3 separate regions of the Mus musculus genome follow, and regions 2 and 3 are each linked to region 1. The links are chromatin loops, found by intact Hi-C in ENCODE. Cell type or tissue: left cerebral cortex. All regions are shown on one strand.

What was found. Peaks named below come from ENCODE experiments on the same cell type or tissue, not always from the same donor. Only the 100,000 strongest peaks of a DNase experiment are listed, where the experiment ranks them.
Region 2: it touches region 1 in a loop (2.4-fold over the local background); 1 of 42 quality-filtered maps calls a loop at or near these places.
Region 3: a loop joins it to region 1, with 2.3 times the contacts of the local background. A loop is called at or near these places in 1 of 42 quality-filtered maps.

The regions. Positions count from the first base shown.
Region 1 is chr17:24,348,878-24,356,877 of GRCm38, reverse strand. It overlaps Abca17 (ATP-binding cassette, sub-family A (ABC1), member 17), which reads left to right and starts at 5,819. Exons shown (of 31, transcript NM_001031621.3): 1 at 5,819-5,910. Abca3 (ATP-binding cassette, sub-family A (ABC1), member 3) reads right to left here and starts at 4,855. Exons shown (of 33, transcript NM_013855.3): 1 at 4,627-4,855. In left cerebral cortex, a CTCF peak has its summit at 4,958; DNase peaks (open chromatin) are centred at 4,109, 4,929, 5,565 and 5,720; H3K4me3 peaks cover 2,593 bases; H3K27ac peaks cover 1,848 bases.
Region 2 is chr17:24,138,510-24,146,509 of GRCm38, reverse strand. Pdpk1 (3-phosphoinositide dependent protein kinase 1) reads left to right here and starts at 4,916. Exons shown (of 14, transcript NM_011062.4): 1 at 4,916-5,073. The coding sequence starts at 5,050. Gm33409 (a long non-coding RNA gene) reads right to left here and starts at 4,947. Exons shown (of 2, transcript XR_876671.3): 1 at 4,350-4,947; 2 at 3,912-4,059. In left cerebral cortex, no CTCF peak of the experiment used is centred here; DNase peaks (open chromatin) are centred at 4,203 and 4,795; H3K4me3 peaks cover 2,541 bases; H3K27ac peaks cover 1,131 bases.
Region 3 is chr17:24,216,490-24,224,489 of GRCm38, reverse strand. It overlaps Tedc2 (tubulin epsilon and delta complex 2), which reads left to right and starts at 3,639. Exons shown (of 10, transcript NM_028056.2): 1 at 3,639-3,799; 2 at 3,875-3,973; 3 at 4,180-4,238; 4 at 4,357-4,759; 5 at 5,284-5,337; 6 at 6,227-6,320; 7 at 6,490-6,601; 8 at 6,708-6,809. The coding sequence starts at 3,750. Ccnf (cyclin F) reads left to right here. Exons shown (of 17, transcript NM_007634.4): 17 at 144-1,258. The coding sequence ends at 592. In left cerebral cortex, no CTCF peak of the experiment used is centred here; DNase peaks (open chromatin) are centred at 3,353 and 3,652; H3K4me3 peaks cover 1,673 bases; H3K27ac peaks cover 1,144 bases.

The DNA of each region.
Region 1 (8,000 bases):
AGCAATAGAAGAAAACACCACAGTTGACCTCTGGCCTACACACACACACACACACACACACACACACACCCCACACCCCCCCACACACACCTCACACACACCACCACCACCCCACACACTACAAACATACACATACTACACATATACACACTACATATACACACCAACCACACGCCCATACCATACACGCACTATACTACACACACCACACACACCCCCCAACCACCACCCTCCACCCCTACCCACATACTATACACATACACCTCTGCACCACACACACACATACTACACACACAGACACACACTACACACCCACACCACACATACAAACACAAACAAAGACACACACCCCAACCATACATACCACACACACACACAAATACAAATCTATGGACACATCCTCCTTGAAAAAAAAATCTCTCCCTCACCAAACCCCCATACTCAAGGAAAAGGTAACAAGGCATGAGAATTAGAGCTTTCAAACAATCCATGCCAAACCCAGCATACTAGTGAGAATGTCTGAACATCGATGAGCTATGGTTAGTATCTCAAGTGTCCTCTAAAGACTCATATGTTAAAGGCAGAGTCCCTCGCTTGGTACTATTGGTAGAAATGTTAATAGGCGAGAGCCTGATAGGAGGTCTCACACTGCTGTAACTCCTTTGAGAACTCTAGGGATCCAACCATGGTGTCTGTAGCTTTCATCTGCTCCAGGTCCCTCACCACTGTGTGCTACCTTACTAAGCTTCAAAGCTACGGGCCAACTGGTCATGGGCTGAGACCTTTAAGACTACGAGCCAAAATACGCCTTTTAGATAAAAACTGCCTCAAGTATTTACAACAGCAACAAAAAGCTGATAAGCAGCATCACAAGACCCACAGAATCAACTAACCTGGGTCTATAGGGGCTCACAGAGATTAACTGCCAACCAGGGAGCCTGCGTGGGCCTGACGTAGGCCCTCTGCACATACATTACAGCTGTGTAGTTTGGTCTTCATGTGGTACCCTCTAACAGCAGAAGTAAGGGCTCTGACTCTGTTGCCTGCCTTTAGATCCCTTTCCTCTAACTGGGCAGCCTTGTCTAGCCACAGTAGGAGAAGACACACCTAGTTTTACTGCAACTTAGTATTCCAAGACTGCTTGATATCCAAGGACGGCTTCCCCTGTTCTGAAGGGAAAGGGAGGAGGGGCGGCCGGCAGGGGTGGGGGCGGCATGTCTGGGGAGGAAGGGACTGGGAGAAGAGAGAGGGGAAGCTTCAGTTGGCGTGTGAAGTTAATCAATGTTCAAAGCTGACAAGCATAAGATTGTTAATAATTATATTCCGCTACCAAGGGTGCTATCTGAGTGTCACATCTGCAGATCTAGGCCAAAAACCATTCAAGGCCAGAATTTGTGCTTTTCCTTTTTCCTGCCGGAATCCACCCAGAGTATTTGCATGGCACGTAAATGAGCTCAGACCCAAGCGCAGGTCTGTGCCCACGCAGGTGTGTCCTGTTTATTTGTACACTCAACAGCAGTTGGTTTCTGAAACAGACAGACCTAGAACCAGGTTTCAAATGCTAGGGACACATGAGCCTGACCTCAGAGCTTTCAATGTACAGGGCTTGTTTATGCTATAATTCTTTGTCTTATTAATAATGTTGGAAGATTTTAATCATGTTAACTTTACCTCTTATCTCTCTTGTGTGTTTGAGACAGGGTTTCTCTATGTAGCCCTGGCTGACCTGGAACTCACTCTGTAGACCAGGCTGGCCTCGAACTCAGAAATCCGCCTACCTCTGCCTCCTGAGTGCTGGGATTAAAGGTCTGTGTCACTATCACAGGGCCTCACCTCATGTCTCTTTAAAAGGTCCATACTCATCTATGTTTCTAGATTCATTTGTCAGGATTCACTATCAGATGACACACACACACACACACACACACACACACACACACACACGAACACACACACTCTCACGGACACACACACAGACACACACGGACACTCTCAAACTCTTTTCTACACAGCAGCACACAAGAGGAAGCACCGGGATGACCTGTTTACACAGTGGCCTTTATGTGGCTTGGGTGAGCCCAGCCTGCAAACCACAGCTTCTGTTCTAGAGCCCGAGGAAGCCAGGTCTAAAACTGGGTGATCCATTCTGCAGGCCCAGGTAGAGAAGTGCAATTTCTGGAACTCATCGTTGCCTGCTTTATCCAGAGCTGAAAACAGTGGGTCTCCTTAGAAGCTCTTGGTAAGAATCAGCAAGGTGTATTTTAGGCGAAAGATGTGTCCCAAAGCAGGCTCTACAAAAAGAATTCTACAAAATGCGTGCTGTTGCTTGCTTTCCTGCCTAATTCCCATGCTACAGCCCCGGTCCCATTCCCTGGATAGCCAGCTTTTCTGCCCTCCTAGGCATGGGGAGTGAGGTCATGAAGCAACAGGCGTCCCCAGAGAGGTAACCATGGATGTTCAGTAACAAGTGCAGCAGCAAGGAGCTCATTACAGCTTCTGCAAAGGTGACCACTGGCCTGTTGACGCCAGGCCTTGTGCTATTCCCAGGGAATGGCACTGATGCAGGAATGGGCCACAGGCCTTTCACTCCACACACAGAATGGGCCTTCACCACGTCAGTCTGTTGAGAGTATCATCCAACACACTGCTCTAACTGATGAGACCCTATCATTTCCTAGCCTACTTCAGAGCCAGGCCCTGTGAATGCTGCCTCTGATAAGGAGAAGTTCTTCATCTTAACTGCAGAGCAGAACCTTCTAGAGGTGTTTTCAGATAGAAACTTCAGTCTGAGGCCTACCCATGAAGACTGTAGGCTCTGGCTGGGCACATGAACATTTCTCTGGAACAACTCTATCTTGCATTCTCAGTTCAGCTCTCCTACTCCTTTAGACACGGGTGGCATCTATTCTGGATGTGTCCTGTACCACTTAGCCCATTCTTTAATAAAAACCAAACACGGTATTTATTTCTCTGTGCTGTGGTGGGGGGCATGCATGTACCATGGTGTCTGTGTGGAGGTCAAGGGCGACTTGCTGGAGCTGGCCCTCTGTTATCTCGTGAGTCACTGGGATCTAACTCAACCTGTCGGGTTTGATTGTTAGACACCTTAATTCACTGACCCATTTGGCCAGGCCTGCTTCTGATTGAAGCCACTTTCTTGTGAGTAAATTAGTGCCATTTGAAGATCTCTACGGGCAGGGATCATCTAGTGACTCAGAATCATGCCTGGAGCCTTGCGCATTAGAAGACTGATGAACGTACCTGAGAGTTCTAGAATGTGGCTCTAGGCAGACTCAGTGTATCAAAGGAACCCCCTGCCAATTGCCAGAAGCAGGGCTGAAGGAGAAACCATAAAGCCCATAAAGGCCAAACTAAGGCCTTCCCAGTTAAGACCAAGTCAAAATAGTTTCTATGTGACAGCCTGGTCAATGTAACAGGGAAAGTTAGTGGCTTGTTAAGAAGAACTCCAGCTACCTGGTCATGCTCTGAAAGGCTGTTCTGTCAGAATGGTGGAATGCCGCCTGCCCTAGAGGAAGATATTATCTGTTTGCAAGGGCTCAATTCAAACCAATGTGGGTGAGGGGGATTCCCATGACACTCATTTTTTTAAAAATCAACTTTTCCTCTCCCCACCCTGTCTCTTACTTCCCACGAGGCAAGCTTTCTAAAATGGTTTCAGTCTTTTCAAGCTTACAAATGGCAACACCAAACAAAACTCTCTGGATGAAATAAGGCTGCTTAGGAGACAGGGGCAGAATTCAGTTCCTTAAGCCTTGCCTGGGTCTCCACATTGTTACTACAAAGCCCCAGTCACTCATTGGGAGAGCATTTCCTGAGTGCTCCTCACGTTACAAACACCAAGTCCCTATTTATGATACAAGAACCGTTCAGGCCTGGAGGCAAAGGGACAGACAGAAATACCTTTTAAGACAAAGCCCAAATGGGCCACACACAGGGAAAGCTCAAGCGTGCAGTACCAGGGACCTGACCCCCAGGCTGGAGCCCTGACCCCCAGGAACTAGTCGAAGTTCGGGGTCGGTCATTCTGAGCACCAACACCAAACACCGAGACACTTGACCAGAGCACAGTTGCTGTAGTTGCTGTGGTTCCCCCTTCCGAGTTCTGTATTGCACATTGAGGGCTTCGCCAACTTCAACCCCTATCAAAGCATCCCTTGAACCCTACGTTAAAGTTCATGAAAACGAAGATGCTGAAGCTTGAAGAACTGGGAGGAATTCCATCCAGGACCAGCACTGGCCGGTTGAGCCTGGAGCATTCCGCCGGCCTGCTGTGTCGCAGCCCGCAAAGCGCCTGAGGGCGGCGGCTGTCTGTCCACCTGCCAGGCCCGCACAATAGACCCCGTAACGACCCAGCGGTCTGTGCGGGTTCCTGCGAGCCCCGCGACCCCGCTATAGCGGGGACACACCCAGCATGAGGACGCCAAGACAGCTACACCTGCAGCAATACGAAGGGTCAGTCCGCGAGCCCGCAGGTCCCGGCGATAGGCAGGGGCTCGGAGGCCCCAGGTTGGGGCGCTGCCCGCTGGCAGAGTGGAGACCCGGGCAAGGACGGGAAATCTCAGAGCCCCGAGCTAGCGCGCGAGTGACAAGTCCTAGTGACACTCACCGACCCTCAGCGCCAGGGTGGCGGCGGTCTGCGCAGCTCTCTCGCCAGGTTCCCTCCCTTAGACTCCCGGTCCTGCTCCAGCCTTGCTGGGGCGGTTGCGGCCGAAGCTGACAACTGAGGCGGCGGGGCAGAGAGGAGGCGCCTGCGACAGGCGCGGGTGGAAGAACGCACCAGGAAGCTCCGGCTCCTGGAGGGGGTGGGGGGGCGCGTCGGAGCGCGCGTGCGCACTGGGCCGCCCCTGCAGGTGCCCCGGGTTTGCCCCCGGCCGGCTCAGCCTCGCCTAAGCTCTGGATTCAGCGTCTGCGCAGTGCCTGGCACATGTTGCCCAGCTCCGACAGAGGGCGCTCTGCGTAGCGCGTGCACCCCTCCCAGTTCAACATTCCGGATCGTGCGTCTGCGCAGTACTCCACGCAGGTCTCACCTCCAGTGGGCAAGCGCTTGTAGGGTGGGGTGAGCGTGCGTGATGGGTTGCCCCTGCGGGTTTTCTCCGCATCCGCCACTGATCGTGCAGCACGCCCTTGCTCGCGTCCAGCAAACAGTAGGCGTTAGTTTGGGGCTCTGAGCCCCGGGGTCGCTGGCCTGAAGCTCATCTCTGGACAAATGTGTTTCAAAGCAGTTGAGGCTGTAACATCAAGAATCTCACTTTCGCAGCGGGATTCAAGTTCCTCTTTCTCTTCAGGGCTCTCTCCCCATCTCACTCTTGTCACCAAGAGAAAGTGCTACTTTCTGCTCTCAGCAGGAGGAACCCAAGCCCTAGTGAGGTTAGGTCTAGGAACCTTTCAGAGGCGACAGCCCACAGCTAGGAAAGGGAAAGTCACGGTCCAGCCCAGCAGCACCACTAGGAGAATACAGTCAGGGTGGGAGGGGGTTCTCAGGGATCTGGGTCTCCTCAGGCAGAAGGCAGGGCGTCGGGGTCTCTTGGGCGGTAGAGTTTCCTCGGACAGGAGATTGGGGCGTTAGGATTTCTTCAGGCAGTAGACAGGCATGGAGGTGGGAGGGGGTTGTGGTTCCTTCAGACAGTAGGATGCGAACATCTGTGTGCCCTCGGCCCAGGCAGGAGGGAATGGCATTGGAATCACAGGTTGCTGCAGCTTGGGCATCCGCGCGGCTGGCCCGGGAGAAGCGGGGTTGAGCGTGGGCGTGGCCGTGTCGCGGGGCCAACAGTCGTCGAGGGCGATCCAGCGGGTCCTTCAGTGCCCGTGGCCACGGACAGGGTGCCTGCGGTGAGTGAGGCGCAGCCCTCCCCGGATTCCGGGCTGCGGACCAGACCTGCCTAGCCTTAAGGTAACCCTGGGATCGTGACTTCCGAATCAATGCCAGTTACACTGTGGTCATAACCTCTCGCTCTCTAGGGTCCTGTATGGCTAACCAGAAGATGGACTCCCTAAGAAAAGAGCCCTTGCCTGGTACATGGTCAGTTCCCTGGGGTCCTAGAACACCTTGTCCAGAAATGCTCTAGTCAAGTTTGCCGAATAAAGGGAGTCTCAAAGACCTGGCTTCAGGTCTTGAGTCCTTCACTAGTGTATTCAAGTCATTGTATTTTCCAGAATCTTAATTTCTCATTCCTAAAATTGAAATGGTAGTAATAGCGTATTCAAAGGTTGCGGTTCCCCCACAACCACCACTTTTTTTCCAAAGTGAAATGAGAAAAGTGCATGCTTAAGGGATTATCATCATGCCTGGCACTTAAATGGCAGTATGTGCCTGTTGTAACAAGCATGTAGCGGTGTGTGTTGGGGGAGATGGGGGGACAATTAAAGCAAGGTGGGGATTTGGATTATTGGTGTGCTGTAAACATCTCCAAAAGACTTTGTCCCCAAAGACTTTCTCTCCATCATCCTTCCAACCCAAAATGTCTCTCCCATTCTCTATTTCATGATAGGAGGTGTATGAATCTGGCTGACTGGAACTGGACGTTAAACTTAATCGCTTTTCTTTCAAAACAGTACTTGCCATTTTCAACTTAAATTCTTTAGTCCTTTCCAAACCTAAGCCTAGTTCTGCAGAACTAAATCTAGGAACAGAGCTGGGTGACTTAGAATTCCCTTAGGCAAAGGCGAGGTTGAGAGTATTCGTGATGCGTGTTCCTCAGAATCTCACAAAGTAGGTGTCTGGTGTCAAAGTCTCATTTTATTGTGTATTGAGGAGTACAGATGAAACTGGTAAAGGAAGTATTGAAACAGCCATCTAACACCAAATTCAAAGTCCTCAACAATGTATTGTTAGAACTGAATATATTGTTATTTGAAACTAATGTAAACACAATCACACGGAAATGTGTGTACATCATTGACTATGACAGTGAGTTATGTAGGCTTGTTCTATTAAATATCCAGGCAGCACAGAAACTGTAGCAACACTGCCATAGTGGTCTTTGTGTGAATCTCTATCTTGCTTCAAGTGTAGTTTGCATAGCTTTTAATCATCTAGAAGTTTTAGAGGTGTTTCATATAGATGATTAGTATATTCACAAATTTAAAATTTAGCAAGTATTATATAAATATATTCTTCAAATTTTAAAACAAAAGGCCACTTTTTTTATAACTGCCATCCTCTTCCCATGCCATTTGTTCAGTAAATACTCTCTCTATAATTTTGTACCTGTTTATGTAAATATATAGATTTATCTATAGATGTAAATTGGACACGTGACATTTGCATCTCTCTCTTCTCTCTCTTTCTCTCTCTCTCTGCCAGATGTCCCACCTTCTAATCTGTCTGAGCCCATTGGCTAAACAGCATTATTTTACAGACAGGAATACTTTCACACAGTGCACAAGAGATTTTCTCTGCACAGTTCTTGTGGTACTCAAGTTCACAGCCACACTTTTGGCATCCTGCCTTAGGATATAAGTTCTGTGTGTTTTCTTACCATTGTGGTACAATCTGCATGAGCTGATGAAACCACAGGGACCACTGCCAAAGCTTGGCACAGCCAGAGCTTGGTGCTATGTGGACTTTCAGCTTCCAAAGCTGTAAACCTCTTTTACTTATTCTCATACGTTTCATTATAGTAAGACAAAACCAATACGATGATTTGAAGGTTTTTTGTTTGTTTGTTTTTTGTATTTTGAGACAGTTTCTCTGTGTAAACCTGGCTGTCCTGGAACTCACTCTGTAGACCAGGCTGGCCTTCAACCCAGAGATCTGCCTGCCTCCAGAATGCTGGGATTAAAGGCGTACACCACCACCACCCAGCTGTTTTTTCATTTGATGTTTGTTTGTTTGTTTGTTTGTTTTTAATATAGGTGTAGCTTGTTATAGTGGCACCTCCTAAGTACTTTATCCTATTTTAATATTTATTTTACTATTTTTATGTGTCTGGCTGGTTCTTTCTCACTCTTTCCCTCCCTCTGTGGTGTGTGTGTGTGTGT
Region 2 (8,000 bases), 210 kb after region 1:
AGGGGAGGCTCAGTGACTGCTGAATGGACACGCAGGACCAGGGACCTGGGACCTCCCTACACTCCGTTCCTGTGCATTCTGTTTCCTCTTGTTTCCTCTAGTTCTCATGTCTTCTTTCTTGGTTTGCCCCTTTATTTGTTTATTTTTGGTGGAACACATCCTTCAGTAACTTTCTGAGAAAGGGTCTCTCTGTCTCTGTCTCTCTGTCTCTGTCTCTCTCTGTCTCTCTGTCTGTCTGTCTCTCTCTCTCTCTGTTTCTCTCTCACAACCAGAGTATCTGTATTTAGCTATCAGTACTCAGTGGTTACCATAGACTCTGGCAAATTATTTTATGTGTAAAATGGCAATGAAAATCTCAGCACTCAGGAGGCAGAGGCAGGCAGATCTCTGAGTTCAAGGCCAGTCTGGCCTATAGAAGTCTACAGAGGGAGTTTCAGGACTTCCAGGGCTACACAGATAAACCCTGTCTCAGAGAAAAAAAGTGATAATGAATATAAACCATGCATCCCAGGAGGCTGTATGGGGAACTAAAGAAGATTAATCATATAAAATGGTTAGTGTTGCCCTGCGTGGTGGCGCACACCTTTAATCCCAGCACTTGGGAGGCAGAGGCAGGCAAATTTCTGAGTTCAAGGCCAGCCTGGTCTACAAAGTGAGTTCCAGGACAGCTAGTGCTATACAGAGAAACCCTGTCTGGAAAAACAAAACAAAAAAACCAAAACAAAACAAAAAAAAGGTTAGTGTTTTCTCAAGATAAGCAAGACCCAAATAAAATTGAAAGGATTGGGAAGCAGTTGAGCAGAGTTGGTTACTAGTTGGGCACTTATGTACTGTGACTTATCTAACTCTGAGAGTGTGATTGCTCACTGCAGCCTTAGTCTCCTTACATGGGTGGTCTTCTCCTGGGGCCATCAAGTGGTGAAAGCTAACATTGTTTTCACTGCATGGCAGGTAAACCATTCAGGATAACGATGACAAAGTCTTCAAAGGTGTGTGCTGGCAAGAGTGCCATCAACATCCAGCTTGCCCTTGTGTGTTCTAAGGACGAGACATGGGATGCTCTTTGTTGAACAGGGCACGCAATTTAGCAGCAATGAACTGCACTTTGACCCATTAATTTCATATGCTACAAATTTATCCAAGAAAGCAAGTTAGGTGTGTCTGGATTTTGGTGCAGACCTGGTTCATAAGAACAACAACAAAAATAAACTGGGAACCATTTTAATGTTTTGCATGTTAGAGATCTGTCACTATGTGGATCTATAAACAACCCACCTCAAATGGAAGGTTTCTTCAACAGAGTCTGAGGCAGGTAGGTCATCAGGAGAGCCATGTGGGGCACAGAATGATACAGTGTTCAGAGCAATGGAAGGATGGATCAAACCAGCATGGGTAGCACGAGACTTCTGGATATTAGGGGTTATGGTCACTTGTTGTTTTAAATCAATACCCCCTCCCCCATGGGAGTGTGCATTCATGTGAGATGAAGTGTGTGCATGTTTGTGTGTGTGAGCGAAGGCACAGATATGCAGGTCAAAGAGCAGCCTCTCCAATGTTGGTCCTTATCGTCCACCTTGTTTGACACAGGTTTGTTTGTTTCTTTCTTTCTCTCTCTCTCTCTCTCTCTCTTTCTTTCTCTTTTTCTCTCTCTTTCTCACTCTCTCTCTCTCTCTCTATTGTTCTGAGTTTTGAGATAGGGTCCTTATCGTCCACCTTGTTTGACACAGGTTGGTTTCTTTCTCTCTCTCTCTCTCTCTCTCTCTCTCTCTTGTTCTGAGTTTTTAGATAGGGTTTTACTGTATAACCTTGGCTGGCCTTGAACTCATAGAAACTTATAAGCCTGAAGAAATGGCTCATAGGTTAAGAGCACTTGTTGCTCTTCTTGCAGGACATCCACACGTTGATTCACCACCTTCTCCAGTCCCAGAGGGTTTGATGCCCTCTTCTGGCCTCTGTGGGCACCAAGTACACATGCGGTGCACAGATAAACATGCAAGAAAAATACATACAAAACTAAATTTAATAAAAATATTAGGAAACTTATATTGTGTGTACCTTGGCACATGTATGGAGGTCAAACAACTTTCAGGAGTTAGCTCTCACCCTTGTTTACTTAGGTTGGGTGAAACTCAGGTTTTTAGGCTTACAGCAAGTATTTTGCTTGCTGAGCCGTGCATGTCACATCTGTTGCTCAGGATCTGGGATAACTGGCTTGTCATAGGAATACTGGTTACAGATGAGCTTAATTGTGCTTGGCTTTACACTCGTTATGAGGATCCAGACTCAGGGTTTCATGCCTTTGTAGCACTTCACACACTGAGCCATCTCCCGGGCTGAATTATTTATTTATTTATTTATTTATTTATTTATTTATTTATTTATTTATTTATTTATTTTTCAAGACAGGGTTTCTCTGTATAGCCCTGGCTTTCCTGGAACTCATTCTGTAGACCAGGCTGGCCTCGAACTCAGAAATCCGCCTGCCTCTGCCTCCCAAGTGCTGGGATCAAACGTGTGTGCCACCACCACCCGGCATTTTTTTTTTTTAAGATTTATTTATTTTATGTATGTGAGTACACTCTCACTGTCTTCAGGAACACCAGAAGAGGGTATCAGATCCCATTACAGATGGTCGTGAGCCACCATGTGGTTGCTGGGAATTGAACTCAGGACCTCTGGAAGAGCAGCCAATGCTCTTAAACCGCTGAGCCATCCCTCCAGCCCCCGTTTCTAAGGTCTATAAATGTATGGCAGACTAGGAGAATGGATAGCTATGGGCTGTATCCTTAGGGGTTGACAGACAGGTTCTAGAATGTGGACCAAGGCTGGTCCCGGTCGTAGCACTACAAACTCTAGAACTGCCATTGCTATGCCTTAATTTCCTCATCTGAAAACTGGGGCAACAAAGTCAGAGGTGCTTTAGAACAAATGCAATGTAGGATGGAATTGCTAACTTTGCGACAAGATGAGGTCAATATGAAGTTGTTAGTGGCCGTTACTGCTGGTTTAGCAGTTCATTCTGCCTACATGGGATTATGAATTTACTCCCTGAGTGTTGGCTGCTCCATATTATCTACATTTCTTTTGAGAAATCTTGCTATATTGCACAGGTTGGCCTTGAACTCAAGTTATTCTCCTTTCCACTTTATATGACTCCATAGGTTCACTCCACTTCATCTGGATTTAAACTCTTTGGAGTGAGGCAGGTAGTTTCTTTTAGCAACCTCCTGAGTCTGGTTAGTGCTGTCTGTGTGCATGTGTGTGTTGTTGTCCTCTTGAGCATGGTCAACCTTCTAGTGGCTACACCTCAAGGAAGAATGGCTTTTCCCTAATGGCCATCAGCTGCCAGTAACCATGGAGACAGGTGCAAGCCTGGTGAGGCCCCCTCCTGTCGGTGCTGGAACTTTGACTGGCTTGATCCTATGCAGGTGAGCACAGCAGTGGTGAGACCCTCGGTGCCAGGCCACATCAGGGTCAGAGTCAGCATTTCTCAGCATTGCTCCTCTTACATTCCCAAGGTTCCCTAAGCCTTATTTGGAGGGGGACTCATATAGATGCTCCCTTTTATTTATCTTGTGTTTGTTTGTTTTGCAAGACAGAGTTTCTCTGTGTAGCCCTGCCTCTGCCTCCTGAGTGCTGAGATCAAAGGAATAAGCCACTATGACCTGGTTCTAGATGCCCCATTTAAGGCTGAATACTCACAGTAATTTTCAGCACTTTAAATTATTTTACACAAATGACAAATATCTGGAAAGGGTGGTGAATACCTATACCCAAGCACTAGGAAATCTAAGGCAGAAAGATCATGAATTCAAGACAAGCCCAGTCTACATAGTGATGTCCAGGCTAGCCAGGGTTACATACTGAGACACTGTCTCAAAAACACCACAAAAAACAAAGGGCGCAAGGGCTATGGGTGTAATTTAGAAACATTTAATTTTGAGATGATCTAGCATGTGTGAGGTCTTGAGTTAATTCCCAACACTGAAAAAAAAATGGGGAAGGTCTGTAGAGATGGCTCAGTATGATGCCTGCTATGCAGGCAAGTCCTCAGCACTCCTGTAAAAGAAAGCTGGAGATGGTGGGGGTGTGTCTGTACCTTCACCCCTGGGAAAACAGAGACAGGGGGACCACTGCATCTCACTGGCCAGCCAGCCAGCCAAGAGGGATCAGCAAGTTCCAGGTAGCGACTGGTATAGGAAGACATCTGACAAACCCACAAAGTGGACACACACATACACTGTACACACAGCGCAAAAAGTTTACAAAAATTGTATGCGTTTCACCATAATTTAAAAAAACATCTACAGCGGTTGTCATAATGACAACTAAAGGAGGATGTGGCATACCTGTCATTTCAGCAGCTGGGAGGCTGAGACAGGATTGCCGCAAGTAGGAGGCCAGTCTGTTCTCGATAGTGAGATCCTGCTGGGAAAGGAAAAAAAAAAAAAAAGCAAGCTCACAAAGACGTCCATCAAAATATTGGCAAAAACAGGTTCATCAGGAGTGACAGGACGGCTTGTTTTCTGCTTCAAATCATAGCCCAATTTCTCTCCCAGATTACTCGTGACCTGTGAATCAGATTCAAGTTGTCCTGGCAGTAGGTTCGAGCTCAGCCTTGCTGCTGCCCCAGGCGTGACCTTGGCCCGCTGGCTACGGAGCCTCAGTTTACCTGACAGGGAACGCGGATGACAGCTCGGCGCTCCGGCCCCGGCCCCTCCCCGTCACTTCTGATTGGCTCGCTCAGCCTCCCTCGACAAGCGCGCCGGGCCCCAACCCGGAAATACGGCTCTTGGTCGGGGGCGGGGCCCTCACGGCCCGCCGCCAATGACAGCTATACTGACCAATGGGCGAGAGGAGCGGCGGCTACGTCGCGGAAGTCCTGCTTAGCGTCGCGCGGGGGCGGGGTGGCGCTGGGGGCGGCAGGCGGCGGGGCGGGCGCAGGATGAGGGCGGCCATTGCTGGGGCTCCGCCGCGGGGAGGAGGACGCTGAGGAGGCGCCGAGCAGCGCAACGCTGCGGGGGAGGCGCCCGCGCCGACTTGGGGCTCATGGCCAGGACCACCAGCCAGCTGGTGAGCGCGCGGCTGCTGTAGGGCGCACCGGTCCGTTACCCGGGAGCGTGGCGGTCGCCTGGGTTCTGCTGGGCGAGGCGGGGCGGCCCGGTGTCGCGGGCCGGGCGGCGCCTCACCTGCGGCTGGGTGGCGGGCAAGACTGTTGGCACCGGCCGAGGGTTCCTCTCGGCTGCGGCAGGGAATGCGGGCCCCGGCTCGGGCTGTCGGCGGCAGCCGGGGGCGCTGACAGGGCACGGAGGGCGGGGGAGGCCGGGAGGTGTCACCCGGTCGGGCGGGGTGGAAGTGCCTGGAAAGTTTGTTTTCGGCTCTGTGCAGCCTGGAGCCGAGCCTCTGGGCTTACCTTGAGGTCCTGCCCGAGGAGGAGCATTCTCCATCCTTTACCTGGAGGAGGTTCCTGGGAAGCAGGAGATGTGAGTTCCTGCTTGTAGCACCTGATGCTGGAGGCTCCTTTCCAGATTCTTGGTCAGCGGGGCATTTCGGTCCTCCTCTTGCCTGCAGTTCTACGCTCAGTGAGGTGGGAAGCCCTGGGAGGCCGGGCTTAGAGGCCCCAGCGAGGGCAGCCTAAGTTTGACAGGGAGGAGGGGTTGGGGGGGGCGGGCGGAAGGACGAGGACGACAAAACCAACCACTTGTTGGGTGAAATGTTTGTTTTCTCTGTGTTGTTAAATAAGTATCCATAGTTGTATTTTCTGGTAAGTTTTAGAGTTCTTAGATCAGCGTGTCTGCCTTGTATGAGATATGAAGTGGCTGATGAGAAGATGTCAGACGCCGAGCAAGATTTGGTTCAAAAGGCAAACCTCCTTGGGCTAGGGCTGTGGTTCAGTGGTAATCTGCTTGCTTCACATGTTCAGGGCTCTTGGGTTCGATCCTCACTCCAGCTTTCAGGGAGTGGGGCGGGATGGGAAGAGGGTTGTTGGTCTCTTTATTCGAGGGGACTGAAGAAACTCACTTGGTTCAGTATGGTCTAGGATGTGTCTGTGGTAGTGGTTTTTGGAGGGTCATGAGCCCCTTTAAGAATCAAAGTATGGGCTCCTTTTGAGAAGCATACACAGTTGCACGGAATTTTGTTGCTACCAGAGGCTCAAGAGCCTTCTGCATCTCATCCATGGACTTGAAGTTATAACCCTCTACTGTGAGATGGATGGTAATTAATCCAAATTCTAAAAGGAGGAGGACCTATCCAGCTGAGAAAAATGGTGAAAGGCAAAAAAGGGTGTTGCAACACTTGTGTCTTTACCCCGGGGTGCTTGGGCTAGCACGCAAAAACATGAATCGTGGAAGTCAGAGTGACAGTACTTTGGATATTTATGAAGTGAACTTTGACACAGAGATGCTTTTGCAATGTGTAAGGTGTGTATCTGATGGTGTCTATGGGAAGAGGAAAAGTGTGTTTTCTCACTTTGTCTTGACACTTCCGTGGTAGGCATTTGATATCTACAATTTTCTTCTCATCAGACAGCTTTTTCAGTGTTAAGAGCACTGGAGCCTAGTGAGCAGAAGAAATTACAGAATAAACACAATAGACTTCTCTGTAAGAAAATGAGAAGAAGTAGGCCGTGCATCTTGTCATATATGCACATGTGAGAATATGCTTTGCTTCCTTCCTGTTAGGAAAGGCAGAGATGGTTCCATTGATGGATTTTTTTTTTTGGTCTGAGAACCGGAGATTTGCATAGTTAAAGTGTATTTGCATTTGAACTTTAACCTGGCTTGCTACACTGTCTCAATTAATTTTCCTCAAAGCCTTTCCCCTTTTCCCTTGTAATGCCAATAGTATGGCCTGAGGCTGTGGAAATAGGCCTAGCTCAGTCTGCAGTTTAGGTGGGCCAGAGCTTTTAAGTACCATTTATTGAGCTCTTCAAGGCAGGTATTTAGATGTGTACTTCATTCGTATTGTGTTGTGAGGTGGATATTGTTCCCATTTAACAGGTGAGGAAACTAAAGTAAGAGAGGTCAAGGACATGACTCATAAATAACAGACTGGGTTTTGGCGGAGAACCTAGTGTCACTCTGTCACGTGAGGATCTATCTCCCAAGAGAGAATCTGTGGGCAGCTTAGCCAAGCACCTGGTGTGAGGAAGTCCTCAGTGCCACTACCCAGGATGTCTTCTGGAGTTTGAGCTTCCTAAGCATGTTAACTGTGCCTTGTTGGAGGAGGAGGGACAGTATATTTCTGTGGGCAGATGACCACATTCTTTGACCCCGGGGCCCATTTTCAGTGTCTCCTTTCAGAAAACACCTGCTTGGAAGAAGCTGTGTGTAGTTTTCCCTCACTGAGGGCTGGTGCTCTGCTGGGATGAGGCTTGGACCCCTGCTCCTTTGGAAAAGAGATGTGGTTTAGTCAGAGGGAGAAATGGGAAATTGAGGAAAACTTAAGGTGCTTTAGATTTTTCAAGGGTCCTCCATCTGTCAGGGAAAGTTGAAAAGCATGCAAAAATTCAAATTATCAAGATTTTTTTAAAGATAAGGATCTCATATAGCCTCTGAATAACTTGAAACTTGCTTTGTGGACCAAGTTGGCCTTGAACTCACAGAGATCTACCTGCCTGTTTACCTAACTGCCATCTTCTAGCCTCCAAAGACACTGCACACAAGACAAAGTAAGAAAACACACTTTTCCTCTTCCCATAGACACCATCAAATACACACCTTACACATTGCAAAAGCATCTCTGGAAGAGCAGTCAGTGCTCCTAACCACCCCCAACAGTACCTTTGTAAGACTTACTTTTGAGCTGGGACATGGTAGTACATTCCTTTTATTCCCTCTGCCAAGAGGCAGAGGTAGGCAGGTCTCTGAGTTCGAGGCTAGCCTGATCTACAGAGTGAGTGCAAGAATAGCCAGGGCAACACAGATACACAGAGAAACTGTGTTTTAAAAAATTATATGTGTGTGTGTGTGTGCATCTTATGTGTGCAGTGTCTTTGG
Region 3 (8,000 bases), 130 kb after region 1:
TCAAGGGGAACCTTTCCAGCTTGAGAGAGTCAAACTCACAGACAAGGCTTTTACCTAAGCAATAGCCTGGGCCCCACAGTCCTGAGCAGCTGGAGGGTCCCAAGTTCTAATACTTAAGCTATAAACACCCCACATTTTCTCAGTCACAGCTCCCAGCAGACTCCTTGATGTCACTGTGGTCTACCTGAACCCAGAAGAACATTGCTGCCAGGAGTCCAGTGATGAGGAGGCCTGGCCAGAGGACAAGATCCACCCAGCACCAGGCACCCAGGCACCTCCAGCCTCAGCTCCCAGGCCCCTTCTCTGCAATCGGGGAGATCGGGCCAAGGACATTACGACCTCAGGATACTCCTCTGTTAGCAGCTCGAGTCCCATAAGCTCCCTGGATGGTGGCATGGGGGGCTCTCCGCAATCTACCTCAGTGCTCTCTGTGGGCAGCCACTCAAGCACAAAGCCTTGCCACCATCAGGCCAAGAAGTCATGTTTACAGTGTCGTCCCCCAAACTCCCCAGAGAGCGGTGTTCACCAGCAGCCTGTAAAGCGCCAAAACCTGTCTGTACACAGTGACAAGGACATGCACCTGGCTTCCTGAAGCTCGGAGTGTGTTAGCCTTCACTATGGTGAATGTTTACTGAGGGAGGGCTGCTGTTTCTCTAGGACACTGCCTATGGGTACTGTGTAGATCCTTAGGGGAGTTCAGTGCAAGCTGTCAGGACACTGAGCTCAGTGACCAGCTCAGCCTCTACGTGTTGGACAGCAGCCACCCAGCTGTCATGCGCACCTGTGAAACCCATCCCTGTCTACCCTTCTGTGTCCTGTTGTCTCCGGGAGCATGAGCCTCTGTGTTGGCATTCACTTTCTGAGGCCAGGAGCTGACAGCCTCCTTGGAATACTAGCGGCCCAGGTGGCCTAACACAGTTCAAACCCTTGCTGGCAAGTCTTGTTTTAGACCAGTGGGGAGCTCTCAAGTGAAGACAGCACTCTCCTCCCACACCCCTTCAGCCTAGGGAGCCTGTGTCCCTGCATATCAGTGTTGACTGTAGCCTAATGGTGTGTGAGGCCCTTAAAGCTGGAGTTGCAGGCATCCCTGTCCCTCCCAAAGTGGTTTGTCTGTGTCCCATTGTATCCATGTGACCGTATCTCTGCACTGAATTTCAAGGCCATTCTTTGCCTGTCTTTATTTCTACATTTCTTCTAATGGGGAACAAAAGGAAGCATTTGAAATAGAGGGTATTGAATAAAAAGATAACAGATCCCCAATATTACTGTGCTTCAACTGAAAAAAGAAAAAATCTAGTCCTGCACAGTGCCTCTCCCGACTGTCCCGGCAGGCAGAAGGACTGCAAGAGGACCCGAAGCTCCAAGTCAACGGGGCCTGGGTCATCTGACCTCAGAACCGGAAACTCCTACTCCCACCCCTTGGTTCTAGCCATATGTTCTTTCCTTGTGAAAAACGAATCTTTCTAGAGGATCACCATAAACAATCACTTGTAATCCCCAAGGCCACAAAGATGCAGGAGAGCGAGAAGTCAGAAGAGTTGCTGGGTTTGTGGCTGGATTCCGTGGGGAGAAACCAGCAGGGTCTGGTCCCTTTGAGCATGTCAGCGAATGCTTTGCCTTGTGATTTATGAGGCAGCTGTCCTCAACACCTGGGGTGTCTGCTGAAGCCTGCGCAGATATGCTGACCCCTGAAGAAAGTACCAGGAGTGCCCCAGATACCCTTGAACAAGTACAAACCCATTAGCTCTCTGTTTTCTGTTCCATCCCTATGGCAGCTCTTTTTTACTACTGTTAGCAGCATTCTGACCACCCTGCCGAGGCATTTTGGTTGTTGTCCTACACCTCTGAGTGTTAACCTGGGATGCGTCAGCCTCCTCCCATGAGAGGGGACAGTAATGCCTACCTCACAGGAATGCCGTGAGGATTAAATGCATGAGTGGTAATTATCCCTTTCCTCCCATCTTGTTCATGGTTCCCGAATGGCTCCCTGTAAGAGTACTTGTTACCTGTGGAGAGGACCTGGGTTTGCTTCCTAGCACCCACATGATGGTTCAGAGTCACCTTAAATTCCAGTTGGAAGGTATCTCACCTCTGTGGCCACCAGGTCTACATGTGGCATACAAATATATAGATTCACACACACAAGAAGATCTCAGCCCACTTCCAGCCTGCACCGGTAGGAAACAATTACTCTAGGCACACACCTGGGTCCCTCTGACTTCTATGAAGTCTTAGTCTCCACAGGTCTTAAGTTTCCCTGGGCTACTGGAGGCCCAGTGTAAGTAGGGGTGCCCATCTTCTATCCCAAATATGACAGTGGAACTGCCTAGATCTCAGCCCCTTTCCCACTTGACACTGGGCTAACTTTCTTGCTCTTTTTGTACAGAAACAACCAGGGTTACCTTACTTCTTGGGCTCTAGAACTAATAATTTATATCACCAGTACTGCTGAGCACTGTTCCCTGTCCTCATTTCTTTCAGCAGCCAAGCACATTTTTCACCGTAGAAACAAATGGAAAAGCTGTGTCTAGTGGCAGGCTTCTAAGAGGTGGGAGAAGGAGGCTGCAGAGGCAGCTCATTGGTTTGTAGCATTTGCTGCTTGACCAGAGGACCTGAATTCAGATCCACAAACCCACTCAACCATCTATAACTCCAATTTCAGAAGATCCAGTTCCCTCTTCAGGCCTCCTTGGGCACTAGGCATGCAAGTTGTACGTTGACATACAAGTTTTTTAATTAGGAAATAATTGGGCCGGGCAGTGGTGGCACACACCTTTAATCCCAGCACTTGGGAGGCAGAGGCAGGTGGATCTCAGAGTTGGAGGCTAACCTGGTCTACAAAGTGAGTTCCAGGACATCCAGGGCTACACAGAGAAACCCTGTCTCGAAAAACCAAAAAAGATAAAAGTAAAAAATAATTGAAATGGAGACAGGAAGGTCATGAGTTCAAGGTCATCAGATACATAGTGAATTGAAGGCCAGCTGAGACTACATGAGATTGCACAAACTGACTTGATGGAGAACATAATGTACTGATAATCTATGCCAAACAAGTCAATATTAACCATGTATTGACAAGCTGGCCTAGCTTGGTAGATCTTTGAGGGCAAAGACCATTGCTCTGACCCTTAGCTGCTGTGTTTGCATGTGTCCTATCTACGGCCTCCTGGCCATTCTCTGGGCTTCAGCCTCCCCTCCGCCTATCTATCTACTATCTGACACTCCTCTGTCTCTTGCACAACCTTCCATGACGTAGAGCAGCTTAGCAGACCTATTCTAAGTGCCACATGCTCCAGATTCCCTGGGCTTCATTGTTCACGTCTGGCGCCTGACATTCCTAAGATGTTCCTTGACCCAGTTCTAGCATTGTCTTCTGGCCATATGCTTGATTGCTAAGTCATCCTGGAGTCAGCAAGACCGCTTATCTCTGCTTTCAAAGTAGGTTCGGCAAAACCTGGTTAAGACAAAAAACCAAACTTTAGAGGGTCACGGATGCCCTGTCAGAAGAGCATTATCTGATTAGCCAAATCAGAAGCTATCTTATCTACAGTGGCACTGTCCAGGTTCCAACAGAGCCTTTGCGTCCTCCCGTGGGAGGGGTTAGGGCGGAGTCTGGGATGATGGGTGGAGCTTGAGATGGATTCGCGTTTTGGAGCTGGACTTGCAAGCTGTGCTCAAGATTGGGTAGCCTACCCGGAAGTGGGCGGCCTTCTGCCCGGAAGGCGCGGGACTCCTTGGCGGCGGCAAAAATGCTTGGTGTTAAAGGAAACTACCTACTACCCGCAGACTGCGCTCACCGGTGGGTCTCGTGCAACGGAAGGGAATTGGGCGGACGGGAGCGAGGTTCGGAGGCTCACATAGTACCTGTCCTCAGGCTGGTAGCGGAGCTGCAGGGCGCCTTGGACTCCTGCGCCGATCGGCAGCGGCAGTTGGAGCGGAGCCTGCGCGTTTCCAGGAGGCTGCTGCAGGTCTGGTACGCGGACCCAGGACCTCCTGGCCAGTCCCTCCTCGGACCATCAGGATTATGCAGAGTCCCAGGGCCTAGAAGGCCAAATACAAATGCATGCTTTTAGACTCCGGTTGCCATTGCTATCCTTACCCCTTATCCAGGGTCTGAGGCTGGGAATCTGCTTAGGGATAGAATGTTTGGACCATACCATGGCTGCCCTGTCTTTGCAGGGAACCAGCCAGGACCCCATCTCCAGTTCCAGAAACCAAAGAAGAGGACCCAAGTCCAGGTAAACGTTAGCTGCTTTTTATGGGTGCTGTCCCTGGCCTTTCTCTGGCTTGCTGTCATGGGGGAATCCATCCTGGGACAGTGAGGAGGAATTCTTGCATGGTTCTTGACGTTCATAGCATGTGCACCGAGTTCTCAAGATCTCGAGGAGCTGGAACTTTTGACCCAGGCTCTGGAGAAGGCTGTACGTGTGAGGAAAGGCGTGTCCAATGCTGGACAAAGAGACAGAACCCCCACTCTGACATCTAAGGCAGCCACTTCTGGTGCCGCTGCCGCCTCCCATCCTCGGGCTCCCAGCCGGGGTGGCAGCCGTGTATTGGGTACAAGATCCACCAAGGGTATACAGCGGGCCACAGCCCCTCCCAAGGATTACCCTGAGCACAGACTACGATCAAAGGGTGATAAGACCCATGTAAGAACACAAGACCAAACTACTGGGTATGGACCAGACCTCAGGGACCAACAAATGACCCCGTCATCTGCTCATCACACCACAGAACTCTTCGCATTAAAGGAGAAGGGGTAAGCTTCCCAGACGCTCGTATCCTGACAGGGCATTGAGCTGGTTGAGGAAGCCCCTGGTGCCGACCCGTAAGGGTCATGCACTGAAGCAAACAGGGCAGAACAGGGTTGGGATGGTATCAGGTTTGTCGTTCTGGAGCCTAACCAGCCCATGAGCTCTCTGGACTGGGCGAGCACCCACCCTCCTCCAGAAGCCGTTTTCAAAAAGCTTGTCAGAATTAAGCTGTTAAAGGAGAGGAGGTGAGAAGGTTCGCCCCAATGGGTTCTGAGCCATGAGTAAGAATGACAGTCCTAATGCCGGGCTTGGTGGCCCACGCCTTTAATCCCAGCACTCGGGAGGCAGAGGCAGGCAGATTTCTGAGTTCGGGGCCAGCCTGGTCTACAGAGTGAGTTTCAGGACAGCCAGGGCTACACAGAGAAACCCTGTCTCAGAAAAAAAGCAAAACAAAACAACAATAACAAAAAGAATGACAGCCCTAGAATGTGAGGAGACTGCTCTTAGCATTGGCTTCTCTCTCTCACAGGACTCTCCTGCAGCTACCTGAGGACTTCAGGAAGGCAGTGTCTCGGAATTCCTGGTAAGGCTGAGTGGTGACAGAGACAGGAAAACATTGCAAACATTGGGAAGGGGAGGTCTCTCTGCTTCTGCACTCACTAATCCCTGTGCATGCTGAGGCTTTGAAGTTCCCAGTTAAACCAAGCAACCTTTTGTCTGTTTCCTCCTCCTCCTCCTCCTCCTCCTCCTCTCCCTCCTCCTTCCTCTCTCTCTCTCTCTCTCTCTCTCTCTTTTTTTTTTTTTTTTTGGTTTTTTGAGACAGGGTTTCTCTGTGTAAACCTGGCTGTCCTGGAACTCACTCTGTAGACCAGACTGGCCTCAAACTTAGAAATCCGCCTGCCTCTGCCTCCCAAGGGCTGGCATTAAAGGTGTGCGTCACCACTGCCTGGCACGTCCTTCTTGTTTTAACGTAGCGTGCGTGTGTGTTTGGGTGAGCATGTCACCAGGAGAGGGGAGTCGGGGTGCCTGGATCTGCAGTCACAGTGGTTGTGAGCTGCCCGAGTCCATGCTGGGATCTGAACTCAGGTCCTCTATTAAAGGACCACCGTGTGCTCTTAACTGCTGTCTCCAGCCCCAGTCTTAAGGGCTGAATGTAGACACTTAGTCTACAAATTCCAGACTGTCTTCCTTCTGGAATCACAGTAATGGGCCCTGTTTTATAGAAGTGCTGTGTGGTCAAACAGTGGCTCCTCTCACATGTTTGTACTGTGCCTGGAAAGATCTCTGCTGCCCCCTTGTTTTGGACAATATCTCTAGGTTCTCTGAGGCTTCGGTTGCCTCCTCCTGCCATCTAGCAAAGCCATACACCTAAGGGGATATGCCCCTGCCCATCACTTCCCCTGCCTCTTAAGCTATACTCTGGTTGGTTAAAATAACTTTGTTCCTCTGGTGTGCCTTTGGGCCTGTTTCAGCCTGTGGGCCCAGCTCAACTCTGCACGAACCAACGACTCCACAGATGCCACTAGAGCCGCCAAAACTCAGTTCCTCCACAAACTCCAGATGGCTGTATCCTTACTGTCATGGGGAAACTGGGCGTCCTAGAACAGGCTCTAAGCGGGGCAGGTTTGGGAAAGGACCAGTGTGGCCTGTGATGTGGCAGTGCTGTCTCTCCAAACTCATCTTGGGTGGGAGGGTTGGGTCTGGCCACAGACGGGTTTCCCTAACTAATACACAGTCAGGCTGTTCCAGCCACAGGCCCAGTGCTACAGAGGTGGAGGCGCACGCACGGATCCTGAGGAAGGCCTGTATGCTGCTGAGACTTCGTATGCAAAAGGAACTTGCAATAGGTCAGTGGTCCTGACTGGAACTTGGGTGGAGGGTAGAATGTAAAAGAGGGACAGGCAGGGTTTGGGGACCATCATGGACCCTGCTTGCCCTCCTTCACTTGTGTAGCTCCCACTGACTGGATGCAGGAGTACCGATGCCTGCTCACCCTGGAAGGACTGCAGACCGTTGTAGGACAGTGTCTCCACAGGATACAGGTGCTGCAAGCAGGTGAGGTTTCTAGCCCAGCACTACCTGTGCTGAGGTCTGAATTAGGGTCGAGTAAAGCAAGAAATTATTTTCTGGTGTGTGTGTGTGGGGGGGCTGTTATACCTCTTTTTGTTCATAAATAACTATTGGGAGTTTCTGTCCCATGACTGGTTGTATAGATCCCGAGTAAACGACACAGAAACACTATAATTTTTTTTGTTTGTTTTTTTGAGACAGGGTTTCTCTGTATAACCCTGGCTGTCCTGGAACTCTGTAGACCAGGCTAGCCTCCAACTCAGAAATCCGCCTACCTCTGCCTCCCAAGTGCTGGGATTAAAGGCGTGTGCCACCATGCCCGACTATAATTTATTTTATTTACATATAAAATATATACACACACACACACACACACATATATATATATATATATATGTAAGCTATAGGCACTACGCTGAGAGGTTGTTTCGAACTTTTCTAATTCTTCCGTCTGTTAAAACCACACAAATGTCAGTCACATGCCAATCTTGTCTCCATGGATGCCTCTGCTCTGTCAGCCTGTCCTCAGGGTTCTCCTGGTCCATCCCTCTCTGTTCTCTTCCTCCTTCCCCTCCCCCTCTCCCTGCCCCATTACTCACTCACTCACTTTCCAGCCCCGCCCCCTCCTTCTCTTCTGTCCAATCAGAAGCCCCAGCCATTTACTGACCAATCATGAACTAATAGGGAGCATTCTTCACGATACATTGGTTAATACAGCACCCCACTATTAAGTTACAGTGTGGTCTGGGACTTAGTATTCATCTTCTGAATATATAATGCACAAGCTGAACCTCTGGCGCTTTAACCTGCCTTGCCTGTGACTTTGGAAGGAAGGGCTACCAGCCCAGAGGCTGACAAACCCATTACACTATGCATACTACGGGCTGCTACACACTAGGGTGGGGCTTTTGTTACTCTGTTTGTTTTGGTTTGTTTTTTTGAGACAGGGTTTCTTTGTGTAGTCCTGGCTGTCCTGGAACTCGCTCTGTAGACCAGGATAGCCTTGACCTCTGAGCTGCCTGCCTCTGCCTCCGAAGCCCTGGCATTCAAGGTGTGCGCTACCGCCTGACTTATTCTAGGTTGTTTTAAAAGCTCAGCTTTGTATCCTTTAGAACCAAGCATACAACTGACAGTAGGGAAGGGGAAAGCTAAGTACTGGCCTATAAGAAGAGAGAC